2 separate regions of the Homo sapiens genome follow, and region 2 is linked to region 1. The links are chromatin loops, found by intact Hi-C in ENCODE. Cell type or tissue: Caco-2. All regions are shown on one strand. Each heading gives the region's core, and the rest is flanking DNA. Links, peaks and the distances in the headings are about the cores only.

Evidence for each region. Hi-C counts contacts between places; a loop is a spot of excess contacts. Peaks named below come from ENCODE experiments on the same cell type or tissue, not always from the same donor. Only the 100,000 strongest peaks of a DNase experiment are listed, where the experiment ranks them.
Region 2: it touches region 1 in a loop (9-fold over the local background); 1 of 110 quality-filtered maps calls a loop at or near these places.

The regions. Positions count from the first base shown.
Region 1 is chr20:10,947,264-10,952,649 of GRCh38, forward strand. No RefSeq gene overlaps it. Among named protein-coding and RNA genes, the nearest start is that of LINC02871, 77 kb to the right of the region's middle. In Caco-2, for the core only: no CTCF peak of the experiment used is centred there; a DNase peak (open chromatin) is centred at 2,758.
Region 2 is chr20:11,043,142-11,048,527 of GRCh38, forward strand. No RefSeq gene overlaps it. Among named protein-coding and RNA genes, the nearest start is that of LINC02871, 19 kb to the left of the region's middle. In Caco-2, for the core only: no CTCF peak of the experiment used is centred there; DNase peaks (open chromatin) are centred at 1,610, 2,500 and 4,550.

The DNA.
Region 1 (5,386 bases), core at 101-5,100:
ATTTAGAATTACTTAGTAGAAAGTTTTGGGATATGAAGGCAAAGAAAATTGGAACATAAAATATTCTGATCATCTTCTTCACAAGACGTGTTCCAGAACACAGGAAGATAGGATCAATCCAGTTGTGCCAAATATTGATAAGCTGTGGCTCTTAGTTAAATATTCATGACAAGGATGTTGGCTTTTATCCAGGGGCACAATAGTTTGCTTTGTTTGGGGTAGGTGATGCCATTCACACTTTCTCAGAATAAACACAGATGACTCCAAATTGGATCATCTGGGACTTGGATATTAGTAGTCTTTGCAAACTTTGGTTGGGCAGTGCTCTTCAGGGAAAATTTAGTTGGCCTTTTTTGAAGGGCTTGTTTCTGCAAGGGGTACCATCAGAGGGACCTTTGGAGTGTGGGGACAACTGTCTCATAGCTTGCCAGAACATAGATGTTCTGGCCTCTGAGCAAAACAAATGAGGGGTTCCTGGATGACTCCATCTTGGTGGAATGGTCTATTTTGAAGAATGTTTTAATTAGTAGGTTGTAACTAGGACTGGCCTTAGGGAAGCCCAAATCTTTTGCTGCCTTCATTTGTAAAGGCCAGAGCTCACAACCTGATTGCCAAAGTAAGAAAGAAGCTCATGATTATGTGTCATCAAGCAAGTAACTGTGGAAAATTGGAGCTTCATCTCTCTGGGTGACTCTGTGAGGCAGGGTAGAACATGTATCTTAGAGTTATTCTGCCCATGAGGCAAGAGCTGGGGCATTAACCCCTGACATTCATTGGGGAGGAGGTGCTCCTTTTGGTATTGGACATCAATTTTTTTGTGTGTTTCCAGCTTACAATGTAAATGGGCAGAGTGGGTTCCAGCAGCCAGAGACAGAGAGTCTCCAGGCAAAGAATCTCAGGAGCTGGCTGGCTCTATTACCAATCACGCAAATGGTAAGTGTAGATGGGATCTGAATAGAGCATGGATAACATCTGTGACACAGTCCTTTGCAATGGGGGCAATGGCAGGTGAAGAAGACAGGAGGAAAAGGGTGGGATAAATGAGGGAGAGTTTTTAAGAAGAACCCCAGTCTAGCCTATACCCAAGGCCTCACAAAGTCTCTGAAAGTTATTCCCTTGGAGTTGTGTCCCACAGTCTCTAACCGAGAGCTGTTCAATATAAATGAGGATCAGTAATGTAAAGTAACTGAGAGCCCCAAAGTTGAGCTTCTTGGTAGTCAGTGAAATCTCTGAATGCAATTGTTGGTGTGTGGATTCCTATGTTTATTTTTATAGTCCTTTTTATTCATTGAAATACAAAGACAAGAAGAGTTAAGAACCACAGTTTTAGAACTTACAGATAAAATTGAAGTGCATTTGTTTTGTTTTAGCTTTTTGGATATTTGAAACCACTCACTTCAGTCATTTCTTTTGTCATTTTAATGAATTATTTGTGTTCTCCGTTTTCTTTCAATTTCTATATAGCGATTTCAACTGAATAAATTTTAAGTATTCTGGATCTGACATACAGAAATAATGCACAGATTTTCAAAATGTTGAGTTTTGTTTGTTTCTCTTTATATCAGTGGGATTTTCTCTTCTACATATCTGGAAATAAATAGGCTTCTGTTATCATTTTATACATTTATAATATCTATAACCATATAGTTCTTAAATGGCATATAATTATCTGGGTATAAATGATCAGACTAATGCATGTCGCCTTTTTGGGTTAATAGTTAGGGGTATGTGTGTATGAATCCCACTCCCCCAACTTTGTTTTTCTACTGAGTTTTAATGATAAATCAATGAGGCTGGGTGCAGTGGCTCACGCCTGTAATCCCCGCACTTTGGGAGGCTGAGCGGACAGATCACGAGGTCAAGAGAGCGAGACCATCTGGTCAACATGGTGAAACCCCGTCTCTACTAAAAATACAAAAATTAGCTGGGTGTGGTGGTGAGAGCCTGTAGCCTGAGCTACTTGGTAGGCTGAGGCAGGAGAATCGCTTGAACCCGGGAGGCGGAGGTTGCAGTGAGCCAAGATCGTGCTATTGCACTCCAGCCTGGGCGACAGAGCAAGACTCCATCTCAAAAAAAAAAAAAAAAGATAAATCAATTATATCAATATAATTTTTATTTCCATATATTTACATAATCTCTTGTCTCTCACACACACACACTTTGAACATGAATTTTTCACAGAAATTAAGAACATACAATCAGCTTTTTGCTCATCATATTTCACATTTGGCATTTTAGAGAGGAAAGTGTGTCTTCAGATCTCTGGATCTGAGTTGCTAATAGGAGGGTTGTGATGGGGAGGGTAAAGGGGACTTTGGTAGCATCTCACATAGTAACAATGGCAGCTAGTCTTAAAATAGCTGAAGAAGTTAGAAGGTAGAAGATTCTACATCTGAAAGTTCCAGAGAATATTAGGGCTTTGCCCCAAACCCAAACCTCTTTTAAGACAGATGTGAGATTTTTGTTCCATTGGACAGAGAGTAGCCAAGTTGGCATTGGTTTCATTGATAAGGTAGGTCAAGTCTATCTTATCAAAAAGAGACAAATTCTTATCCACAGAAGAGTTAAATACTAAAATTTTACTCACAAGTTCATGCTGCATCATTTCATTTCTTTGTAAAATATTCATTGAGCACCTAATATGCTCCAAGTACCTATCGTTCTAGGTGCCAGCTCTCAATAGCTATTCCTACCCTCTTAATTTACCTGAAAGTAAAGGCCATGAAGCTCTGCTTCCTGCACTTCTCTGTTTTTTGCCTACAGGTGGGCGGGCATGTATACACTTGTTAATCATTTACCTGGGCCTTGAACTCTTGGGAGAAGCATTCTAAGCATGGAAAGAATTCTACTAAGAATTGCCTATCGATCAACTACCCTTTAGAATTTTTGAAAGGCCAGCTTTATTTGCACATGTAATCCTCTAAGGAACACAGATATTCTAATCTAAAGCATGAAAAACAGTAATTCATTGTTGTACTCAAGCAAGGTATAAACCACGGGAAATGATGCTTTAACAGAATAATGGTGTCAAATAATTAGGGCTTCTAGGGATTTGGAGCCAAGTCCTGCCTCAATCATTTCCTGGCTATGGAGCAAGTTCTATAATCAGAGTTGGGCCACTGGGGCCTCTGCACTGTACCCTGTGCTCTAACAGGCCATGTCTGTTAGATTTGCATTTCTCCCCATTCATCCTGCTCCTCATGGAGGCAAGAAGTTCACAAGGCTAGGGAACATACCCACCTAAAACCCACACTGTCCTTTCAGAATATGCTTGGAGTAACCTTGACCAGGATCCACTGCTAAAACTGCCCTTAGTCCTTCTTAGGGCCTGCAGGGGACTCTTCTCTCAGTTTGTCCTCCAGAGGGTGAATTGCACTACTGGCATACACACTTTTAAGCCTGAGGAGTGGCGAAGGGGCAGCTGTTTACTGGGTGGTAATGCGTAGAGGAATCTTGGGTAGGTAGCCTGCACTAGATAATAGATACAAGGCAATTAGACAGTCCATGTTCAGCAAACATTTGCTATAAGTTTGATCACTGGTAAAAAATAAGCCAACATCCATAATGTCTAAATTGTTTCTTTCTACATCTGATAAAAAGAGAGGAAAAGGTTAGCATGAGATTGAGCCATGGTGACTGGGTGCATTTATTGTATTCTAAGAGACAGACCTCCTGCATGGACATTTAGCTGTAGTTACATAGAATGGGGCATGGTTAATCAGGTTTTTCAATTAATTTTATTTAAAAATTTTCCATCCCCAGTGTGTAGAAGAGGGGCATACCTTTAGATAAAGACAGAACGTAAATTGTGTGAAGGAGAAGAAAAAAATATCAAATGCACTCTGAAAGCATACAGGGAAAGATGATAAGAAAATATTTGATATATTATGCCCTTCAGAGATACCTTATCAAAGTCTGGGTCAGCTTCATTGGTTTCACAAAATAGTCTTGTTATGGGGACATTTTCCAGGGACAGCCAGTCCTGTGACAGTTGTTTTTGGGGTTTCAAGTTCAAGAGAGATTACTGTCTCCAAAGCATCATTTTAAAAGACTTTTTTAAATGGCAGGGGGTAGGTAATTTAATCTATACATTGTTGTAAAAACGGGCACATGGGCTTTGGGTTGCTATAGCAATCAGGCAGCTCAAGCAACAGGAACCAGGTGAAGCTTTGCTGCATACATGATGTGAGTGACAGAGGCTGAGGTGGAGAAGGAAGAGGAAATCTCATCGAGTGTATAGTCAATAGCAAATGCTTTCAAAGTGAAAATGCTCAGTGGCAAGTGACTTCAAAAGCTGCAAGGTGGTGTCCAGACCAAAAAAAGCATCCCCTTTAGGGCCCTGGCTGCTGAAAATTTTTAGGATCAGTAATGAAGTGTTGTCTTATGTTAGGTTCCCCAGATGCAGAGTTTGAGACAAGAATTTAGTGCACATGATTTATTGAAGTCCTCTGAGGAGAGAGACAGTGATGGAAGTAGGATGGGTCCGGAAAGATGTTGAGCAAGTGTATAGGCTTAGCTGGAGTTGAGTTTCAGCCTCATCTCATGGGGAGCTCTACAGTTTGATCTTACCTTAAGGTCAGAAAACTGTTTCTATTTATTTATTAAATTCACTATCAGTTGATTATTGGATATCTCTCCATAGCCCCCATCAGGAGCAGGAAAGTGTAACCTTTCAGGCAAAGTGGCTCTGGTTTGGCCAAGGGAAATTATCCAAATAAGGGGCAACTGTAAAACACTCACAGCAGCTGGGGAATGGGCAGAGTAGCCTGTTAAAGAAAACTGGGGTGGGGAACCCAGAACGTCCATTACAAGCATTGTGATATGTGATTATATGTGTGTGCATGTATGTGTATATGCATAGATTTAACTTCTAGCCTTAGGATTATGCTTACATAATCATGTTTCTGGGAATCACAAATATGGGTTTCAAATATGATTACATCTATTTACATGTAGATATATTTAGTCCACTTATGAGTATTAAAAAGACTTATGGCATAGCTGAAGTCTTTCCAGAGTGCTGAATTCCTACTCTGTACAAAGCTGTATACTCTGGGACAACATTCAGTCCCAATTGTGTAAACCCTAGTACTAATCCATGGGATTTGGCTTTACCTTCATGCTAGGGAGTGAGTTGAGAACAAGGACTGTCTTTAGGGTAGAGAAGTGGGAGGTTTGCATTAAACCTTTGAAGATACGCTGCAGAAGAGTCTTCCACTGACTTCATTAGAATTATAAGGAAAGAGAGAGAAAATTCTTCCTCTGGCTTTTCTTTTGGTGAAATGGGCTGAGGATGCAGGCAGCTTGAATCCATTTCCCCTCCCCTTGCTATGGGGTCCAGGAGTTAACTCCCAAGGGTATGTGATGTTGAGACAAAGTCAACATG
Region 2 (5,386 bases), core at 97-5,096, 96 kb after region 1:
AACCTAACCACTTACAATGGCTGCGGCTCTATTTCTACATGAATGAATAGATCTTCTGGCTGACCAGATTTGTTATAAAGGAACATGTCAGTTAAAGTTAACATCACCAAGTCCTGTAGGGGACTTGGAGTAAAGTATGTATGAAGAATACTGCTTGGAAAGTATAGTGGTAAACACTACCTGTTGACTATGGCTACAAGTAACATGATAGAGTACTTGAGGATTTGAAGTGTAGAAGAAAAGGAGGGTGTGGTAGATTAATTGAAAAAATGGCCACAGTTATTCACCTCCTTGTATCCATACTTCTTTGCAAGGTGATTCTGATACTTTTTCCATGAAAAGGTCAAAATTATTTTCCAATCCTTAAATCTGGGTTGGCTATACCAATAGCACGTGGCAGAAGTAACATTGTGCCATTTCTTGGGCCAGGCTTCCAGAAACTTCATCCACATCCATGTTCTCTCTTGGAAACCCATTGCTGTTTTGAGAACTAGCTCAAGCTAGACTCCTGGAATATGAGAGACCAACATGGAGGAGAGCTAAGTCCCAGCTGAGGGGACTTAGTCAGTCAGTTTTGGGTACTTTGATCACAAGCAACAGAAAGAGAAACTCCAACTGTCTTAAATCCCAGCTGAAGGACTTAGCTCTAGATTTGCATTACTTGGCATTCTAGATTTGCAACCCAAATCAATCCAACAGCTAACATGGGCACATGAGGGAGCCTACCTGAAATCCTAAGAACCAACCAGTTGGGTGTAGCCCAAATTGCTGACCAACAGAACCATGAGCTAAATAGATATTGTTTTAAGTCACTAAATTCTGCATAGCTCATAAGGTAGAAAGCCTAACTGACACAGATGACATAAAATTAATCTACGTGTTCTTAACCTGAACTGGTGAGAGTTAACATAAGACTTAGTGGTTTACTAAAAACTGGATGTAGGAAGAAGAGAGTGTAAGTGTACAGTGCCTGAAATCAGACAGCATTAACTCCTTTGACAACTTAACACATCAAAATCAAAGGCTTTTTAAAAATACATGTAATCAACTAAAATTTTTCATGAAAATTATTTTTGTCAGCAAATGAGGGAAAGTTTTGTGATTCACAAGGATGGGGACCTGGGTCACATTGGTAACAGAAAACTTGTAGCACTGAACAGGAGAGCAGAGACCATAGCATTAATTTAGTAAATTTCAGTGCTATGTAAAAGGAGATGATAACCTGCTTAAAGGGGCTATAATATTTGTTTGGAATGAATATCAAATGGAAGAGTTGCATCAATCTGTCTGGTCTTTTAAGCTTCTCTCTGACTATAGGAAATGCCTTCCTGTGTATGATGTCAGCTGTTTTCTTCATTAATAGATGTGTGGCATATTTGTATTTTTGTTTTCCTGCTGGAGAGAGCTTGTAGCTCTCTCTTGGTTCTCAAAGGGATTACGATTACCAAAAGCCATCTCTTATCTCAGGTCAAGAATCCCTAAAAGAGTAACAGAAAAATTCCAAGTATGAATGCAGGATGATAGATATGTAGAGTGTGGACAAATGCTAATGCTTTAAGGATTTAGACGTTACCTCTCTTGGGCCACCGGTAGAAAAAGACGTGTAATTTATGAGGACCTTGTGCCAGATATTTCATGTGTGCCGTTTGATTTAATCCTCAAAAATGCTTTACAAGGTGGTTGCTGTTATCTTCATTTATAGATAAGCACACTAAGGCTAAAGATTACGAACTAGTCAGTCAGTTTGGGTACTTTGATCACAAGCAACAGAAAGAGCAACTCCAACTGTCTTAATACAAGAGATCAGCTCATGCAATTGCAAAAAGGTGAGTTAGGCAGAGCTTCAGTTATGGTTTGATCAGGGCTTCCAATCATTTGATCTGAGATTGTTTTAGCTTAGTCTTTCTCCTTGTTTTGGTTTTGTATTCTAGCCGCTTAGTTTGTGGTAGCTGCAGCAGGTCCAAGCCTCTGAACTGTACATATCATTTAGAATAAAAAAAAATGTATAAAAGGCTTCAGCTTCACTAAGACTGAACAAACTTAGGTCACATGTCCACTTCCGAATCAATTGCTGTGGCTGTAGAAAACCACACTCTAATTGGCTTAGGCCTTGGTTGTGTCCACATTTAAAAGATAGGATGGCAATGACTTTATACTGATTAGTTTTTGTTTTTGTTTTAAAGATGAGGTCGTCCTATGTTGCACAGGCTGGTCTTGAGCTTCTGGACTCAAAGTATCCTCCCACCTAAGCCTCTCAACTAGCCAAAAGGGACACACCACCACACTAGGCTATACTGGCTATATGGACTATTTTAAATGATCAAGTATATTACCTAGGTCATTCCCATCTAGAGCCCTTAGCTCCTACTCAGTAGCAGACAAAAGGAACAAAGGCCGTTAATAACCACCTTGTCTAGTAGGTGGTGAAAATAGCCTTTGAACCATTTTATCTCCAACTCCACCCACATTCTTTCCCTTATGCCTACACGGTCTTCATCCAGGAAGTGAGACTTGTGCCGGACCATCAGGGTTGGGCAAAGGGAGGTAATCTTAAAATGTTCACTAACTTGTAAGAGCTTTTGAGGTCTACAAATGAAAAGCATGATTTTACGTGAACTCTGAGAATTAACCGTAAGGGTTGTCCCTTTCTCCGTTGGTAGAGTTATTAGAAGACTAGCAGTCATTTGTTCTACTATCCTGACAATTCAGGGAATTTTTATAAGCAGTGATTTTTGTAAAGGAGGGGTTAAAATGACTGCTTAGACGTTGACAGTCTATCTCTAATAATGCATGTTAGAAGAGAGAAGACAAAGCTACAATTCAGCTGCTAGGTCTTGGTGATGTCATAAACACTTATGACAGCAGTAGAACTTTAAGATTGAATTACCTTCTTTGTACCCACTGAAGGAGCAGGCCTTGCTGTGTATAACACATTGTGTAAGCTAAACAGTGTTTGGCGGTTTTCACATGGCACATGGGAAGAAGGGAACTTGATCTGTGAACCCAGAAGATCATGAATCTGATAAGAAGAGAGATAATTTAACCCCGAAAATTGCTTTGGTCTCTGATATGTTATTTTCAAATTAAATAAATTAATATGTGCTGACATTTTCCTACCCTAATCTTAAGGCATCACAGTTTGATTAGTCTAATGATGAGTTTCAAGTTGAGCATTTCATTATGTAACTAAAAACACCATAGTCCAGTATCATAAAGTTAGTTAATAATTTTAAGTGCATTAAAATTTATAAGTCGAAATTCATATAGTAGGCAAGGGGGAGAGAATCAAGCCTGTTTCTTTTTCCTTAGCAATGGAACATTTGGTAGGAATATTACCAATTGAATATTCTAGGAGTAGAAAACACGGACAGTTTATTCAAGATTTGAATTAACAAGGCAAAAATACCAGCTTTGAAAATCAAGTGAGCTGTGGATGGTATATAATTGATGTCTTCAAAGCCAAGGAGAAAATGAAGTTAGCAGAACAGACGGTTGAAAATATTATTAAAATGAGTTTTTTAATAAAATTCTTTTTATTTGTGGTCACTTTTTTGATGTTCTCATTTTTGCTTAATATGAGCTCACTTAAAGGCAAGATTTTTCTCTTATTACCTTTTTTCAGGAAAAATTCAGGGTGACTAAAAAAATGAGTCATGGATTGCCTTAACTCATGGACAGTTACTGAGAAGATACTTCAATCATCAAAACATAACAAAATCTGTTTTAATTACAGTTTTGTATGTTTTTTGGTGACAGTTTTTAAAAAAGAGACTCATAAAAGCCGTTTGGCTATCTGTAGTTGTTTATAGCAGAGCTGAACGTGAAATTAAATCCAAGTTGAGGACAGACCAAAGATTCACCAAGGAAACACCCAAATCATGCTTATGTATTGACTACTGTCAGTGTTCAAAATGCAAAAAGAAAACTCATTAACTTAAATCATATAAATATATAAACATACTTAATACTAAACAAGATTTTGTCCTTCAAGATTGATTTGTTGCATTTCAGAACACTGGTAATTACTGAAGGACTTGATAGTTTCAAAAATAATAACGACTTCTGCTTTTGTCAATAGTAGCAGATCTTTGATTTTGCTGTTTTAATTCATATATACTATCAATAAAATTCATTTAACCTTCTCAGATGTGTACAGTGATCTTATTCCTCTAAAATCATCCATACATTAAAAGAAGAAAAATGATCTGATCAATTGTTGTATTGCTTTTGAATAAAGAAGTAACATTCTAATAAATTCATTATGGAGATGGTAGACCCAATGGGCCCCAACCATTAAAACAATGAAAGTTTCTTCTAGAAGTTCTTGCTGTATTCACTTTTGTCTTTTCCAGGATACTTGTGGCTTTCTTATATGTAAAACTTCCCCTTCCAAAAATTTTTCCCAAAGATAAACTTGTGGCTTGGGGTGAATTGAACTGGCTAGCCTAAGCTTGGCTGAATGATGGTGCCAACCCAGGTAGCTAGAACCTGTGAAATTTTCCCTAGCCCACGAGGCCTTATCTAGTGTAAATGGAATGCAGAAGTTATTAATGATGTACTTTGAAGCCTATTGCCCTGAGGGCACCGATTCAATTCCTGCCTATACCTAAGAGTTAAGTCCTGGAAAAATGGTGTTGCAGACAGAGGGCTGTGCAGTGATTTATGTGAAATGAGTTGGTGGTTTAAATCAAGAGCTTAGTTGACCAGAGTCCAATTCACAAAAACCACTAGTACAATTTATACCCTTGTTGGCAGTATCTTCAGAGAGCAACTTAATGTTGAATGACTGAATGATCATCTTCTACTCTGATATTTCCTGTGAAGCTTAGAGAAGAAAACACGCTTTTTGGATGACTAAGGTTTCTGCTCAGAAGAAATGAAAATGCTCACTTCCACAGTATCATTTGTTAGAAGGGCTCCATTAAACCAAAGATGCTTTATAAAGCAACTCCTCTGCGTATTTCTACCAGTAGACTTTACACAGAACTGAGTTTTACACAACCATATAATGCTTTGGTTTTTATAGATTATCATTTATTGGAGGTGAAGTGGAGCAAATAAAACTGCAGGTTTCTGTATAAGCAGACATCTAGTACTGAAGAAACAATGAGAAATAATCTTTCTTAAAAAGGGCACTTTGAATTTTAGAGTTAGAAGAATGCTTAAAATAGGAAGGAAGATATCAACATTTAATAAAACAACTCCCATAAGGAGTTATTATTTTATTTTACAAAAGAAGAGTTTAAGTACATTTGACTAATATCTCATAAGAAACAGAATTATGTCTAGAATTCAGTTTTTAAAATGCTCCTATTAAGCATGCTTTCTTCCCTCCCACAACCACTCTCTTTCCCTTCTTTCCTTTCTTCCCCAGTTAAAAATAAGG